Regions from separate parts of the Homo sapiens genome. Here region 1 is linked to region 2. Evidence: read pairs that join two places in POLR2A ChIA-PET (ENCODE). Cell type or tissue: B cell. All regions are shown on one strand.

What was found. ChIA-PET counts read pairs that join two places held together with the same protein. Peaks named below come from ENCODE experiments on the same cell type or tissue, not always from the same donor. Only the 100,000 strongest peaks of a DNase experiment are listed, where the experiment ranks them.
Region 1: POLR2A ChIA-PET joins it to region 2 with 5 read pairs; 1 of 35 experiments calls an interaction of 5 or more read pairs at or near these places.

Annotation. Positions count from the first base shown.
Region 1 is chr16:67,773,972-67,781,971 of GRCh38, forward strand. All of the region lies in intron 2 of RANBP10 (RAN binding protein 10), which reads right to left. Among named protein-coding and RNA genes, the nearest start is that of RANBP10, 29 kb to the right of the region's middle. RefSeq lists an enhancer at 7,489-7,638. In B cell, no CTCF peak of the experiment used is centred here; no DNase peak of the experiment used is centred here; H3K27ac peaks cover 2,090 bases.
Region 2 is chr16:68,114,684-68,122,683 of GRCh38, forward strand. It overlaps NFATC3 (nuclear factor of activated T cells 3), which reads left to right. Exons shown (of 10, transcript NM_173165.3): 2 at 7,304-8,000. Among named protein-coding and RNA genes, the nearest start is that of NFATC3, 33 kb to the left of the region's middle. RefSeq lists a silencer at 4,389-4,518. In B cell, CTCF peaks have their summits at 1,744 and 1,943; DNase peaks (open chromatin) are centred at 1,758, 4,548 and 5,517; H3K4me3 peaks cover 773 bases; H3K27ac peaks cover 5,965 bases.

The DNA of each region.
Region 1 (8,000 bases), 340 kb before region 2:
AATTCCCATTAGATTAAAACTTGCACATTTTTCCAGAAAAACTGCAGCCCAAATAATCAGCTTCCTGACTTTACATGGCAGAGGCTGCCAAAAGTCAGTCTCCATTCCTTCAGTACCTCAGCTGACCAAGCAGCAAACGACCCCAGCTGCCCTGCAGTCAGCAGTCCAACAGGCACAAGTGCAACAGTCAGGGCTTTCCCTGATTTAGACAACAGCCACTCACCATGCCCTGTTCAGAGGGGCCTGGGGCTATGCCCAACACCACATGTCATCCCATCCCCAGCACATAGGCTTCCTGACACTAGGTAAGGGTTTATGTTTGGAGCACATGTGCAAACGGGGAGGTCAAAGGTCACTCAAGAAGAGTTATGCTTGGTCGCTGCAACAGGGCTCTGGTTCCACAACATTCTATGGGAATGGGGAATCACTAAAGCACCTGTGCTCAAAACACAACTTGCTTAGGCCTCCCCACAGGAGACGCCTCTCCCTTCTCCAGCAGCTAGCCCTCAACACCTTCCTACAGACTCTGCTCCACAGGTAAGATGGTGTTTATTAGTGGATGGCTCGGGAGCCTCTGTACAAACCCCTGCCTCGACTTGAGAATCTGAGTGGACTGTCTAAGGGGAGAGCAGCCAGAGGAAGCTGACACCCACATTTGGGCACCATTCCACCTCTAGGTGTCAATGACACAGGGAGCAGCCCCACAGGAGCCCAGGTTGCATATTCCAATGAGGTCACAGCTGAGTCAGGGTTCAAGGCGAATAAGCCCCCACTCTTCAAATACTGGGTGACATTAAGTCTTTTCCAAAAGCATGGTGTTTTAAAGCTACCAAAAGATGCACTCTTCTATCTTCCAGAAACTCTTCATAAACTTAAAGACTATCATCCAACCAATCTGAGAGAAACAAAGCAGACCCTGTGAATACACTAAAAAACACGAATTGTACACTTTAAATGGTGACTTGTATAGCATGTTAAATTACATGTCAATAACACTCAAGAAAGTAGGAATAAAAGGAAACTACCTTAACACAACAAAGGTCATATATGAAAAACCTGGCTGGGCACAGTGGCTCACACCTGTAATCCCAGCATCTTGGGAGGCTGAGGCGGGTGGATCACTTGAGGTCAGGAGTTCGAGACCAGCCTGGCCAACATGGTGAAACACCGTCTCTACTAAAAATACAAAAATTAGCAGGGTGTGGTGGCACACGCCTGTAATCCCAGCTACCAGGGAGCTGAAGCAGGAGAATCGCTTGAACCCTAGAGGCCGAGGTTGCAGTGAGCCAAGATCAGGCCACTGCATTCCAGTCTGGGTGACAAAGAGAGACTCCGCTTCGAAAAATAAATTTAAAAAAACCCCACAGCTAACATCATACTCAATGGTGGAAGACTGAAAGCCTTTCATCTAAGATGCCTGCTTTCACCACTTCTATTCAAGACAGTATTGGGAGTTCTAGATGATGCAATCAGACAAGAAAAAGGAATGAAAGGCATCCAAATTGGAAAGGAAAACTATCTCTGTTCACAGATGACATGTTCCCATACGTAGAAAACCTTGCCAGGTGTGGTGGCTCATGCCTGTAATCCCAGAACTTTGGGAGGCTGAAGCAGGAAGATCGCTTGAGCCCAAGAGTTCGAGACCAGCCTAGGCAACACGGCAATATCCTGTCTCTACAAAAAATTAGGTGGGCATGGTGAAGTGCACCTGTAATTCCAGCTGCTTAGAAGACTGAGGTGGGAAGATCACCTGAGCCCAGGAGATCAAGACTGCAGTAAGCAAGATTGTGCCACTGGGTGACAGAGTGAGACTCCGTCTAAAAAAAAAAAAAAAAAAAAAAACTGGAAAGAAAAGAAAGGGAAACTCTAAAGATTGCACAAAACAAAAAACTTGCCGGGCGCGGTGGCTCACACCTGTAATCCCAGCTCTTTGGGAGGCCCAGGCGAGCGGATCACAAGGTCAGGAGATCAAGACCATCCTGGCCAACACGGTGAAACCCCGTCTCTACTAAAAATACAAAAAATTAGCCAGGCATGGTGGTGGGTGCCTGTAGTCCCAGCTACTCAGGAGGCTGAGGCAGGAGAATGGCATGAACCTGGGAGGCGGAGCTTGCAGTGAGCCGAGATCACACCACTGCACTCCAGCCTGAGAGACAGAGCAAGACTCCATCTCAAAAAAAAAAAAATTAGAATTGGCCAGATGCAGGGCTGGGTGTGGTAGCTCACACCTGTAATCCCAGCACTTTGGGAGGCTGAGGTCGGCGGATCACCTGAGGTCAGGAGGTTCAAGACCAGCCTGACCAACATGGTAAAAACCAATCTCTAATAAAATACAAAAAAATTAGCCGGGTGTGGTGGAACATGGCTGTAAACCCAGCTACTTGGGAGGGTGAGGCAGGAGAATCGCTTAAACCTGGGAGACAGAGGTTGCTTTGAGCTGAGATCAGGCCACTGCACTCCAGCCCGGACAACAGACACGGACTCCATCTCAAAAAAAAAAAAAAAAAAAAAAAAAGAATTGGCCAGGTGTGGTGGCTCATGCCTGTAATCCCAGCACTTTGGGAGCTAAGACAGGCAGATCACCTGAGGTCAGGAGTTCAAGATCAGCCTGGCCAACATGGTGAAACCCTGTCTCTGTTAAAAATACAAAAATTAGCCGGGCGTGGTGGTGGGCACCTGTAATCCCAGCTACTTGGGAGGCCAAGGCAGGAGAATCACATGAACCTGGGGGCAGAAGTGGCAATAAGCTGAGATCGAGCCACTGCACTCCAGCCTGGGTGACAGAGCAAGACTTTGTCTCAAAAAAAAAAAGAAAAAGAAAAAGAAAAAAAAAAAGAACTAATAAGTTACTCTATTTCTCACTTTTCAGTTGTATTGCTACACACTTATAATGAACAATCAAAAAAAAATTGAGAAAACAATTCCATTTCCAATAGCATCAAAAGAATAAAATACTTAAGCTGGGCACGGTGGCTCACGCCTGTAATCCTAGCACTTTAGGAGGCTGAGGCAGGTGGATCACGAGGTCAGGAGTTCAAGACCAGCCTGACCAACATGGTGAAAACCCATCTCTACTAAAAATACAAAAATTAGCCGGGCGTGGTGGTGCATGCCTGTAATCCCAGCTATTCGGGAGGCTGAGGCAGGAGAATTGCAGGAACCCGGGAGGTGGAAGTTGCAGTGAGCCAATACCGCAGCATTGCACTCTAGCCTGGGGTACAAGAGCGAAACTCCGTCCCCCACCCAAAAAAAAGAAAAAAAATACTTAAAAGTAAATAAAGTAGGCTGGGCGCGGTGGCTCACGCCTATAATCCCAGCACTTTGGGAGGCTGAGGCGGGCAGATCACAAGGTCAGGAGATTGAGACCATCCTGACTAACATGGTAAAACCCCGTCTCTACTAAAAATACAAAAATTTAGCCGGGCATGGTGGCGGGGGCCTGTAGTCCCAGCTACGGGGGAGGCTGAGGCAGGAGAATGGCGTGAACCCAGGAGGCTGAGCTTGCAGTGAGCCGAGATCGCGCCACTGCACTCCAGCCTGGGCGACAAAGCGAGACTCCATCTCAAAACAAAACGAAAAAAAAAGTAAAAAAACTTAACCAAGGAGGCTAAAGACACTAAAAACTATAAAATGTTGATGAAGGAAATTACAGACACAAATAAATGGAAAGACATCCTCTGTTCACTGATTAGAAGACTCACTATTGTTAAGATGTCAATACTACCCAAAGTGATATACAGATTCAAGGCCATCCCTATCAAAATCCCAATGATGTTTTCCACAGAAATAGAAAAATCCATATGGAATCTCAAGGGACAGAAACAGTCAAAACAATCTTAAAAAGAACAAAGTTGGAGGGCTTACACTTTCTGATTTCAAAACTTACTACAAAGCTACAATAATAAATCAGTTTAAGACTCGCATAAAGACAGACCTACAGTCCAAGGAATAGAATAGAGATCCCAGAAATAAACCCTCACATGTATAGTCAACTGATTTCAACAAGGATGCTAAGACCATTAGATGGGGAAATGACAGTTTTTTCAACAAATAACGCTGGGACATCTGGATAATCACAAACAAAAGAACAAAGTTTGGCCAGGTGCGGTGGCTCACGCCTGTAATCCCAGCACTTCAGGAGGCCAAAGTGGGTGGATCACCTGAGGTCGGGAGTTCAAGACCAGCCTGACCTATGTGGAGAAACCCCGTCGCTACTAAAAATACAAAACTAGCTGGGCATAGTGGCGCATGCCTGTAATCACAGCTACTTGAGAGGCTGAAGCAGGAGAATCGCTTGAACCCAGGAGGCGGAGGTTGCAGTAAGCCAAGATCGCGCCACTGCACTCCAGCCCAGGCACCAAGAGCGAAACTCTGTCTAAAATAAAAAAAAAAAGAAGTTTTTTGCTTATATTACACCATATATAAAAATCAACTCAAAATGGATCAAAGACCTAATCATAAGAGCTAAAACTTCAACTCTCAGGAAAAGACATAGCAAGCTTCATGACATTGGATTTGGCAATAATTTCTTGGACAAAAGCACAGGCAACAAGAGAAAACATAGATAAAGTAAACTTCATCAAACTTTAAAACTTTTAGCTAGGAATGGTGATGTGCACCTGTAGTTCCAGCAATGTGGGAGGCTGAGGCAGGAGGATCGCTTGAGCCCAGGAGTTTGGGACTAGCCTGGGCGACACAGCAAAACCCCATCTCTAAAAAATGAGAGTGGCAAAGGCCTTGAGATGTTTCCCTAAAGAAGGTGTACATGTGGCCAGCAAGCACCTGAAAAGATGCTCACCATCACTATCGTTACGGAAATGCAAATCAAAACTACAGTGAGGGCAGGCACAGTGGCTCATGCCTATAATCCTAGCACTTTGGGAGGCCGAGGCAGATGGACTGCTTGAGCTCAGGAGTTCAAGACCAGCCTGAGCAACATGGCAAAACCCCATCTCTACAAAAAATATAAAAATCAGCTGGGCGTGGTGGTGCTTTTCTGTAGTCTCAGCTACTTGAGAGGCTGAGATGGGAGCACAGCTTGAGGCCCAGGAAGTTGAGGCTGCAGTGCCTCCCGCCATTGCACTCCAGAGCCTGGGTGACAAAGTGAGACACTGTCTCAAAATAAAAATAAAATAAAAATAGTCTGGGCGCAGTGGCTCATGCCTGTAATCCCAGCACTTTGGGAGGCCAAGGAGGGCTGATTGTTTGAGACCAGGAGTTCGAGATCAGCCTGGGCAAAATGGTGAAACCCTGTTTCCACCAAAAATACAAAAATTAACCAGACATGGTAGTGCACACCTGTAGTCCCAGCTACTCAGGAGGCTGAGGTGGGAGGATGGCTTGAGCCTGGGGTGGGTGGAGGTTGCAGTGAGCCGAGATGGCACTACTGCACTCCAGCCTGGGTGACAGAGCCAGACCTTGTCTCAAAGAAAAAAAAAAAAAAACACAGCGAGATACCACTTTGTACCCTTTGAGCTGCCAAGAATGAGACAAAAATAAATAAGGAAAGGGCATAACAAAAACCTCAAACTCATTCTCCTGTACACATACTGCAGTATCTTTGCATCTATGGAACAGGAAGAATCCCCATAGGAGGCCACTGACACTACCCTTCCTCTATTGATCTCTGCAGGCACCTGAATATGGCTGAGTTATTAGGAGCTCTTGGGTCCTTGCTAACGTTGAGTAATTCAGTAAAAACAGGTGTGATAAATTTCTTTTCATAGAGGTTCTTCCAGTCATTCATGTCATCAACAAAAATGCCCTGTACCCAGTATGATGCTGGGGACATAAGGGTGGGGGCCTGGGCTCAATCCTTGCCCTCCAACAGTTCTAATGTCAAGTCAGGGCAAGCCAGAGAGTCAAGGTGTGCTGACTCAAAATGGGGAATTCCCTCAGGAAGTGAAGGCTGAGCCAAGGCCTGGTAAAGTAAATGACAGGAGAAAGAGGATCATGGTCCACTCAAAAACAGCAGAATGTGGGCCAGGCACGGTGGCTCACGCCAGTAATCCCAGCACTTTGGGAGGCCAAGGCAGGTGGATCACGAGGTCAAGAGATCCAGACTATCCTGGCCAACATAGTGAAACCCCATCTCTACTAAAAATAAAAAAATTAGCCGGGCGTGGTGGCGGGTGCCTGTAGTCCCAGCTACTCGTGAGGCTGAGGCAGGACAATCACTTGAACCCGGGAGGCGGAGAATGCAGTGAGCCGAGATTGCGCCATTGCACTCCAGCCTGGCAACAAAGCTAGACTCCGTCTCAAAAAACAAACAAACAAACAAAAAAACACAGCAGAATGTGAAAAGGCATAGAGGCAAGAAAGCAGCCACGTGGTTGGGGAACTAAGAGAAGTTTAGTATGACTGGGTTACAGTCTGGGCAGACCTAGAAAGACAGACAGCTGGATCTGGAAATGGGCTGTGCATGCACAGCCTGCATGCTAGCTTAAGGAGTCTGAACTTCATGAGAGGTAAATGGGAAGCCACAGAAGGGGCTAAGCTGGGGATGGTGGCTTCAGCCTATAATCCCAGCTACTTGGGAGGCCAAGGCGGGAAGATCATTGGAAGCCAGGAGTGCAAGACCAGCCTAGACAACATAACAAGACCACCTCTGTCTCTAAAAAAAAGAAAGGGTACAGCTGATCAAACAGCTGATATTTGAAAAATGGATTGAAGAACCAAAACTGGACACTTCCAGAGTCATTCCCATGGAAGATGACAAGGGTGGGACAGGAGCAGTGGGATGATGTGGAGACAGGCAAGTGCTCTTTAGAACACAGTTAATTTATTGGGTGGGGGAGGAGCTAGAGAAGCCCAAGACACTGCCCAGCACAACCAGGCACCAAGGAAAGGTCAATTCTCTGAGACCCACTTGGAAATACTGGAGCCAAAGTGCTCAGTCAGAGTTAGCAGCAGCCATTCTCCAGCTGTGCTCTCTAGCCCTGGCATTGATGCCACGCACACACATCTCAGAACACAGCTCCAAGGAGCAAACACAGTTTACAATCCTAGACTCCAATCTCACCTCTGCCACTGAGTTCAACACATGCCCACTGGCATGTCCCATGTGCTCTCAGAGCCTGCTTTATCAGCTATTACCTTGAGGCTGGAGAGCCCCCAAAGCAGCCATTCAACAGGATCAGACAAACGAGCACCTGAGCGCAGTGCCGGAGGCTGAAGGTGGATGATGGGACAACCCCACTTTGTCCATTCATTCATACACTGGAGGATCTTCCAGCATCAGGATCTGGTAAGGAAATGAGGCCATTCTGGAAGGCCTGGATCTCAGGACATCTAAAACAAACACCTGTTTACTTGAGATTACCAAGGAGAAAGGAGGTGAATATTTGCTTCCTTGTTGGTAATGGGCCAGGCTATGCTAGAAACACTCACAGATACAACCTGCCTGGGTCAGCCTGGGAGGGAGGGCGGCAACAAGGGCTTTTACTCCCGGAGCAGGTGACTAGAATAGATAGAGCAGCTTAGCTCCCAACACTTCTCTACCAGGGCCTTCTTTTCTAACTGCAGGATATATTTCAGGAGCTGGGGAGAGGGAATTATTTACGCTATGACACAGGTGAAAGTAAGGTAAAGCCATCTGATTTACTCCTTTCTTCTATATGGCAGCAAAGTGGAGAAGAAATATCATGCCAGAGAGGTGAGACAGGAAGCACAGAGAGGCAACAGACAAGCTCTTCGTGGCAGTGAGGCCATGAGTAGGCCTGTAACTTCTCAGTTCCTACCGTTGCCTGCCAAAACCACAATGCAAGGTGGAGATACGAGAACAGCTATTCTGCCCTATCTAGCTCAAGAGAGAAGAGGGCAGCAAATAGGCACTGCTTGGGACAAGTGGAGTCGAGATCCACCAGAACACAAGATAGAGAAGAAGCAACCGCACCTGGAAGCAGGCAGCAAAGGCCCACAGGTGTCCACACTCACAAATCCACCCAGAAGCTCCCACTATCCACTGCAACTGGCAGGGGGTCCATGCTGCCACCCGAGCA
Region 2 (8,000 bases):
CCTACCTCAGCCTCCCAAGTAGCTGGGATTACAGGCAAGTGCCACCACGCCCAGATAATTTTTGTATGTTTAGTAGAGACGGGGTTTCACCATGTTGGCCAGGATAGTCTCGAACTCCTGATCTCGTGATCCGCCTGCCTCTGCCTCCCAAAGTGCTGAGATTACAGGCGTCAGCCACCGCACCTGGCCGGAAAACCACTTTTTAAGGAAATCGTTTGTTTTATTTTGTAATTAACCTATTAATGTTGCTACCAATGTCCTCAGTTTTTCTACCAGTTGTTCTTGCTGAAAGGCTAATAGTCTTGTAAGTTTTTCTCTGAACATATTTCCGTGGTTTCTCCGGTGAAACACAATTTAAATAACTCACCATCAGTAAATGACTTTCTTTTTTTTTTTTTGAGACCAAGTCTCACTCTGTCACCGAGGCTGGAATGCAGTGGTGCAATCTCAGCTCACTGCAACCTCCGCCTCCCGGCTTCAAGTGATTCGCCTTGCCTCAGCCTCCCAAGTAGCTGGGATTACAAGCGCCTGCCACTATGCCTGGCTAAATTTTGTATTTTAGTAGAGATGAGGTTTTGCCATGTTGTCCAGGCTGGTCTCGAACTCCTGACCTTGTGATCCACCTGCCTCAGCTTCCCAAATTGCTGGGATTATAGGCATGAGCCGCTGCACCCGGCCCCAGTAAATGACTTTCTTTACTTTGCTAGCAAATGAGCCATTTTATTTTCTTTGTTTTTTGTTTTTGTTTTTTTTGAGAGACGGAGTCTTGCTCTTGTCACACAGGCTAGAGTGCAGTAGTAGCGCAATCTCGGCTTACTGCGACCTCCGCCTCCCGGGTTCAACTGATTCCCCTGCCCCAGCCTCCCAAGTAGCTGGGATTACAGGCACGCGGCACCATGCCCAGCTAATTTTTGTATTTTTAGTAGAGACAGGGTTTCACCATGTTGGCCAGGCTGGTCTTGGACTCCTGATCTCAAGTGATCTGCCCCCTTTGGCCTCCCAAAGTGCTGGAATTACAGGCGTGAGCCACCATACCTGGCCGATTGTTTTTTTTTGTTGTTGTTGTTTGTTTTAAATTTTTTTTCTTTTCCTGTGAGTTGGGAGTATTATGATGAATGCATTACTGTGGTAATGCATATATATGGCCATAATGTTATTGCACATCTAATTTGATAACAGTATAACCACACTCCACTGTGCTTTAAAAGGGCAACATTCAAAGTCTACTTTTCTTTTTGTGTTATGCACTAGTAAAAATTTTTTTAAAGTCACAGTATATACGTATGCATTGCACTCATTAGAACTTTGTCACTGCAATTTGTGTCCATCAAGCAGCAATGTGAAGGAATAGGGGTAGTACATGTGGTCCCTTTGACAGTTACTCAGTTCTACCCTTGTGTGAAAATAACCATAGATAGTATATAAATGAATGAGCATGGTTGTGTTTCAGTAAAACGTTATTTATGGATACCAGAATTTGAATCATAACTTTTTTTTGTCATGACACAGTTAAAAACAATTTTTTGAAACCATTTAAAACCATTAGTTTGTAGGCTATAGAAAGACAAACTATTATCTGTAGGCTTTCTATAGCCTACAAACTAATGATTTTAAATGTGGCCTACCACTTGTTGGTGGGCCAGACTTGGCACATGGACTGTATTTTGCCAACCTCTGCTTCATACTATACATAAAAACATTCATAAGACAACTTGGGTTGTCCAGATTACTGTATGCTTGCATGAGTCCCTCTGGTGGTTGAAGGAACATGGAACAAGTAATTCTTGAGATGGTGAAATTTCTGAAGCACCTTGAATTTGAGAATTCTAGACTTGGAAATCTGGACTTAGGACTGTTCGTCATAGTTAGATTGTAGTAGCTGCTTATATCATTTCCAGAGGTTGGACACTTGGGAAAAAGATAAAGCAGCATTCCCACAAATTTTGTGTGCAGGTCTCTGCAGCACTTTAAGACATCATTCTGACGTAGAAGATGTTTGCTTCATCTACAGTTTATTTGGGAGAAGGGTGTGGTTTTCAGCATTAGTCAACAACTGAAATGGGCTGGTACAATAATTTCATTTGAATAAACTGTAAAATCTTCTATGGGTGACTTTCTGTCCTTTTTTTTTTTTCTCAAAGGGTTGGGATTTAATTAATTTTTCCTATTTAATCAAGTACATTCTTAAGTAAAGGAAAAAGGCAGTTTGAAAATAAGCAGTACGATTAGATGAAATTAGTAAAGAACAAGTTGTTCTGGATGACTTCAAGGTGCTATATATACCCTTTGAACTGTTTGCTTGTTTTTCCTGTCTCTCCTTTTCTTTGCAGCCATCTTCTCTCATTTTAGATTTCCTGCTTCTAATCTGTGGACTAGATAAGCATATAATATTATGGGATCTAAAATTGAGTAGAGAGGATCTGAACAAGGGGCCAAGGAAAATTTCTGTGAGTTAAACACATGAGCTTTTATGCTGTATATTTTGAGTGTTCAGAGGCTTGTTTTACTTCTGTCCACTTGAGTACCATTTAGATAGGTGACATTGTGAGCTAAGTTTTAGAAAGTTTTAGCTACCATCATAATTCAACAGGCTGATAGCATTGCCAAGAAACATGGTTCAAAAATTCCTAATTGAGGATTTTGCTCCTAAATTTATATCAGATCATATATATCAAATGGTGATACTTTTCTGTTTAGAATGCTCCATTGGTTTCCCATCTCGCAAGGCCTTACTTGACTAGCCTCTCCCTGAGCACCCCTAGCTCTCATTATTCTGCCTCCTTACTCAGGAGTAACATAGATTCTCTAAGGGAAGCAATTCCAACAACCTTATTTATTTATTTAGACAGGGTCTTGCTCTGTCACCGAGGATGGAGTGCAATGGCGCTATCTTGGCTTACAGCAACCTCCGAATCTCAGGCTCAAACGACCCTCCTGCCTCAGCCTCTCAGGTAGCTGGGACTACAGTACAGGCATGTGCCACCATGCCTGGCTACTTTTTGTATTTTTATTTTTGTAGAAATGGGTTTTTGCCACATCGTCCAGGCTGGTCTCGAACTCCTGAACTCAAGCCATTTGCCTGCCTCGGCCTCCCAAAGTTCTGGGATTACAGGTGTGAGCCACCATGTCCGGCCCCAACAACTTGAACAAATGATTTATTATAGACCTAATAAATGTCAGGGACTTACTTGGTAGGTACTGGAGATACAGCAGTTGAAGTTGTTCTCATATATAATAGAAATCATGTCATTCCCCTTTTTAAAACTCTTACATGGTTTCCATTATTCTTTGAATAAAATCCAAAGCCCTTACTACAGTTCTTCTATGTCTTGGCTTCTTCTAGCTCTACCCTTTCAGTTGTTAACTCTAGCCATCTTGGGCGTTTCTTAAAGAAACCAAGGCGTTATTTGACTCAGACTGTTTATGCCTATTCTCCTGTGTTGCAACTATCACCTTCTCTCCCCAGCCCCGCTGACTCTCTTTCTTTGCTTGCTGGTTCCTATTTATCTTTCAGGTTTTAGCTTACATGCTACCCTCTCAAAAAGGCCATCTCTGTAATCTCTGTAAAACAAGTTCCTTGTCTGATTCTCTCTTCTACCACTTAGTAGCACTTACCATTTTTAATTTGTGTTTTTGTCAGTCTCTCCTGAGACTGACTGCTTAATGAGGGCGGGGGACCATATGTGTGTTATTTACTTTTTATGTACCTACCATCTATAACAGTTTCTATAAAATATTAATCACATCATTAATAGTTGGTGAATGAATGAGCACCTTCTTCACTTGGCTTCTGGGATGCTGCATTCTTTTGGTTATTGTTCCATTTCACTGATGTCTCTTCTAACCTCTTAACTCATTCTTCTTTTTCTCCCTAATCCTAAACTTTGGAGTTCCTTGTGCCTCAGTTGCCTACTTTCTTCTCTATTTGTACTAATTTCTTAGTGATCTTTTGGTCTTATGGCTTTAAATTTCATATATACGTTAATGATTCCCACATTTACATAGCTAGCTTGTGTTCTTATGCACAAATATCTATTTGACATTTCCACTTGGAAAGCTTACTGGACTCTCATATTTAATATGTACAAAGTAGAAGTTTTGGTTTCTTATCTCAAGTCTGTCTCACTTTCTTTATTTCAGTAATTGCTGTTCTTTCAGAAATTCAGAAAATTTCAGAAATACTGTATTGTTGTTGTTGTTTTTTGAGACAGCCTCGCTCTGTTGCCCAGGCTGGAGTGCAATGGCGCGATCTTGGCTCACTGCAAGCTCTGCCTCCTGGGTTCACGCCATTCTCCCACCTCAGCCTCCCGAGCAGCTGGGACCACAGGCGCCTGCCACCACGCCCGGCTAATTTTTTGTATTTTCAGTAGAGATGGGGTTTCACCGTGTTAGCCAGCATGGTCGTGATCTCCTGATCTCGTGATCCACCCGCCTCGGCCTCTCAAAGTGCTGGGATTAAAGGTGTGAGCCACTGCGCCCGACCAATACTGTGTTTTTAATAATAGTTCAAGGCTTTAAACCTTGGTGTCACCCTTGACTGTTCTTTCACATCCAGTCAACAAGTTCCGTCAGCACTACTTTAATCCAAAATCTGACTTCTTAATGCTGCTTCTGCTTTTACAGCTCACTACCACTTAGGTCCTGTATTCCATCTTTTCTCACCTGGATGATTACAGTAGCCTCCTAAATTTATATCAGTTCATATATATCAAATGATGATACTTTTCTGTTTAGAATGCTCCAGTGGTTTCCCATCTCGTAAGGCCTTACTTGACTAGCCTCTCCCTGACCACCCGTAGCTCTCATTATTCTGCCTCCTTACTCAGTTCAAGTCCCACTGGCCTTGTTTTTTCTCATACAGTACACTTCAACAATGCTGTACCTCAGGTCTTTGCACTTACTATTATCCTCTGCCTGCATTATGCCCCTAAATTTCTGTATAGCTCAGTTACATTAATATTCTTCTGCTATTTCCTCAAGTATTAGAGAAGGCTTTCCAGACTTTCCTATTAAATTAACATCTTTGCCTCCTCTATATTTTTTCCCGTTTTATTTTCTCTTACAGCAAATATCACTACCTGACATATTTTACTAGAATGTAAGCTCCATGAGGAGGGGATTTTGTTTTGTTTACCATGGTGTTTTTAGTATTCAGAACATGCCTGCTTACATAGTAGTTGCTAAAAAATTTTTTTGTTAAATGAATAAGTTGAATCATGTTGTTTCCAGTGTAGACAGAATAGGTATATGTGGTTGAAAAATGAACAGCACAAAGTTAGCTCCCCAAAAATGGCAAAGTGAAATAAAGAAACATTTCTGAAGAACATTGTTGAACTGTAATCCCAGCACTTTGGGAGGCTGGGGCAGTTGGATTGCCTGAGCCCAGGAGTTCAAGATTAGGCTGGGCAACAAAACGAGACCCTGTCTCTACAAAAAAAAAAAAAAAAAATTGCTGGGAGTGGTGGCATGCACCTGTGGTCTCGGCTACTTGAAAGGTTGAGGTGGGAGGATCACTTGACCCAGAAGTTTGAGGCAGCAGTGAGCTATGAGTGCACCACTGCACTCCAGCCTGGGTGACAGAGCGAGACCTAGTCTCAAAAAAAAAAAAAAAAGTCCGGGTGTGGTGGCTCATGCTTGTAATCCTGGCACTTTGGGAGGCCAAGGAGGGTAGATTGCTTGGGGTCAGGAGTTTGAGACCAGCCTGGACAACATGGCAAAACCCTGTCTCTACTAAAAATAACAAAAATTAGCCGAGTGTCATGGCAGGCACCTGTAATTCCAGCTACTTGGGAGGCTGAGGCTTGAGAATCGCCTGAACTTCGGAGGCAGAGGTTGCAGTGAGCCAAGATCGCACCACTGCATTCAAGCCAGAGAGAGACTCTGTCTCAGAAAAAAAAAAAAAAAAAAAAATTAGCTAGGCATGGTGGCGAGTGCCTGTAGTCCCAGCTACTCAGGAGACTGAGACAGGAGGCAGGAGAATTGCTTGAATCCAGGAGGCAAGATTGCGCCACAGCACTCCAGCCTGGGCGACAGAGCAAGACTCCATCTCAAACAAACAAACAAACAAACAAAGAAAAACCCACTTTTGGAACTCTCCTACCTTTGACTACTTGTTATGTTGGATAATATATACAGGTTGATAATGCAGGTTGTTATGTTGGATAATATATACAGGTCATATTCAAAATCTGGAATGTTCCAATATCCTATACTTTTTAGCTCTGACATGATGCCACAAGTGGAGAATTCTTAACACAGACTTTTTTTCATTCACCGAATTATTAAAAAATATTGTCCAAAATTACCTTTCAGGCTATGTGAATAAGGTATATATGAAACATAAGTGTATTTCATGTTTAGACTTGGGTCCCATATCAAGATATCTCATTGTGTATTTGTAAATGGGCCAAAAAAAAAAAATCCAAAATCCCAAGCACTTCTGGCCTCAAGCATTTTGGATAAGGGATATTCAGCCTGTGTCCCCTCCCCCTTTTTCAGCTACATTGAGTTGGATTTTCTGTTCTTTGCAGCCTAGGAATATCTCATTTCTTTTCTTTTCTTTTTTTTTTTTTTTTTTTTTTGAGACGGAGTCTTGCTGTGTCACCCAGGCTGGAGTACAGTGGCGTGATCTGAGCTCACTGCAGCCTGTATGCTATGAGTATTTTTTAGAATTATGGATGTGTTTTTTTTTTTTTAATAAACACATTTATTGAGCTGGGCACAGACGCTCCCTCACACCTGTAATCCCAGCACTTTGGGAGGCTAAGGTGGGAGGATAGCTTGAGCCCAGCCTTGGCAACAAAGCAAGGCCCTGTGTCTACCAAAAATGACAATAAAAAGTAACCAGGAGTGTGGCATGTACCTGTGTCCCAGCTACTCCAGAGGCTGAGGAAAGGATCACTTGAGCCTAGGATGGGAGGTTGAGGCTTTAGTGAGCTATGATCACACCATTGCACTCCAGTCTAGGTGAGAGAGTGAGACCCTGTCTCAAAAAAAAAAAAAAAAAATCTTTTTCAGGGCATAATGTTTCCTGATTATCTTTTTAGAAAATGTGGACATAAAAAGGAAAAATTACATATGTAATTGTATATGTAATAATCACACATATCTGCAGAAATAACCAGATGCATTGAAAAAACACACACATGCCACTTCTTTAGTGGAGCTAATGACATACATTTTATATCCCACTTTTTTCTCTCGAGATTGTTATTATTTACTTTCTCATCTAGTAATTTATACATCTGAGTTTTCTAATTTCTTGTTTTGTTGGGTTTTTTTTTTTTTGCCTTCCTCCCCGTAGATCTTGAGCCAGATGATTGTGCATCCATTTACATCTTTAATGTAGATCCACCTCCATCTACTTTAACCACACCACTTTGCTTACCACATCATGGATTACCGTCTCACTCTTCTGTTTTGTCACCATCGTTTCAGCTCCAAAGTCACAAAAACTATGAAGGAACTTGTGAGATTCCTGAATCTAAATATAGCCCATTAGGTGGTCCCAAACCCTTTGAGTGCCCAAGTATTCAAATTACATCTATCTCTCCTAACTGTCATCAAGAATTAGATGCACATGAAGATGACCTACAGATAAATGACCCAGAACGGGAATTTTTGGAAAGGCCTTCTAGAGATCATCTCTATCTTCCTCTTGAGCCATCCTACCGGGAGTCTTCTCTTAGTCCTAGTCCTGCCAGCAGCATCTCTTCTAGGAGTTGGTTCTCTGATGCATCTTCTTGTGAATCGCTTTCACATATTTATGATGATGTGGACTCAGAGTTGAATGAAGCTGCAGCCCGATTTACCCTTGGATCCCCTCTGACTTCTCCTGGTGGCTCTCCAGGGGGCTGCCCTGGAGAAGAAACTTGGCATCAACAGTATGGACTTGGACACTCATTATCACCCAGGCAATCTCCTTGCCACTCTCCTAGATCCAGTGTCACTGATGAGAATTGGCTGAGCCCCAGGCCAGCCTCAGGACCCTCATCAAGGCC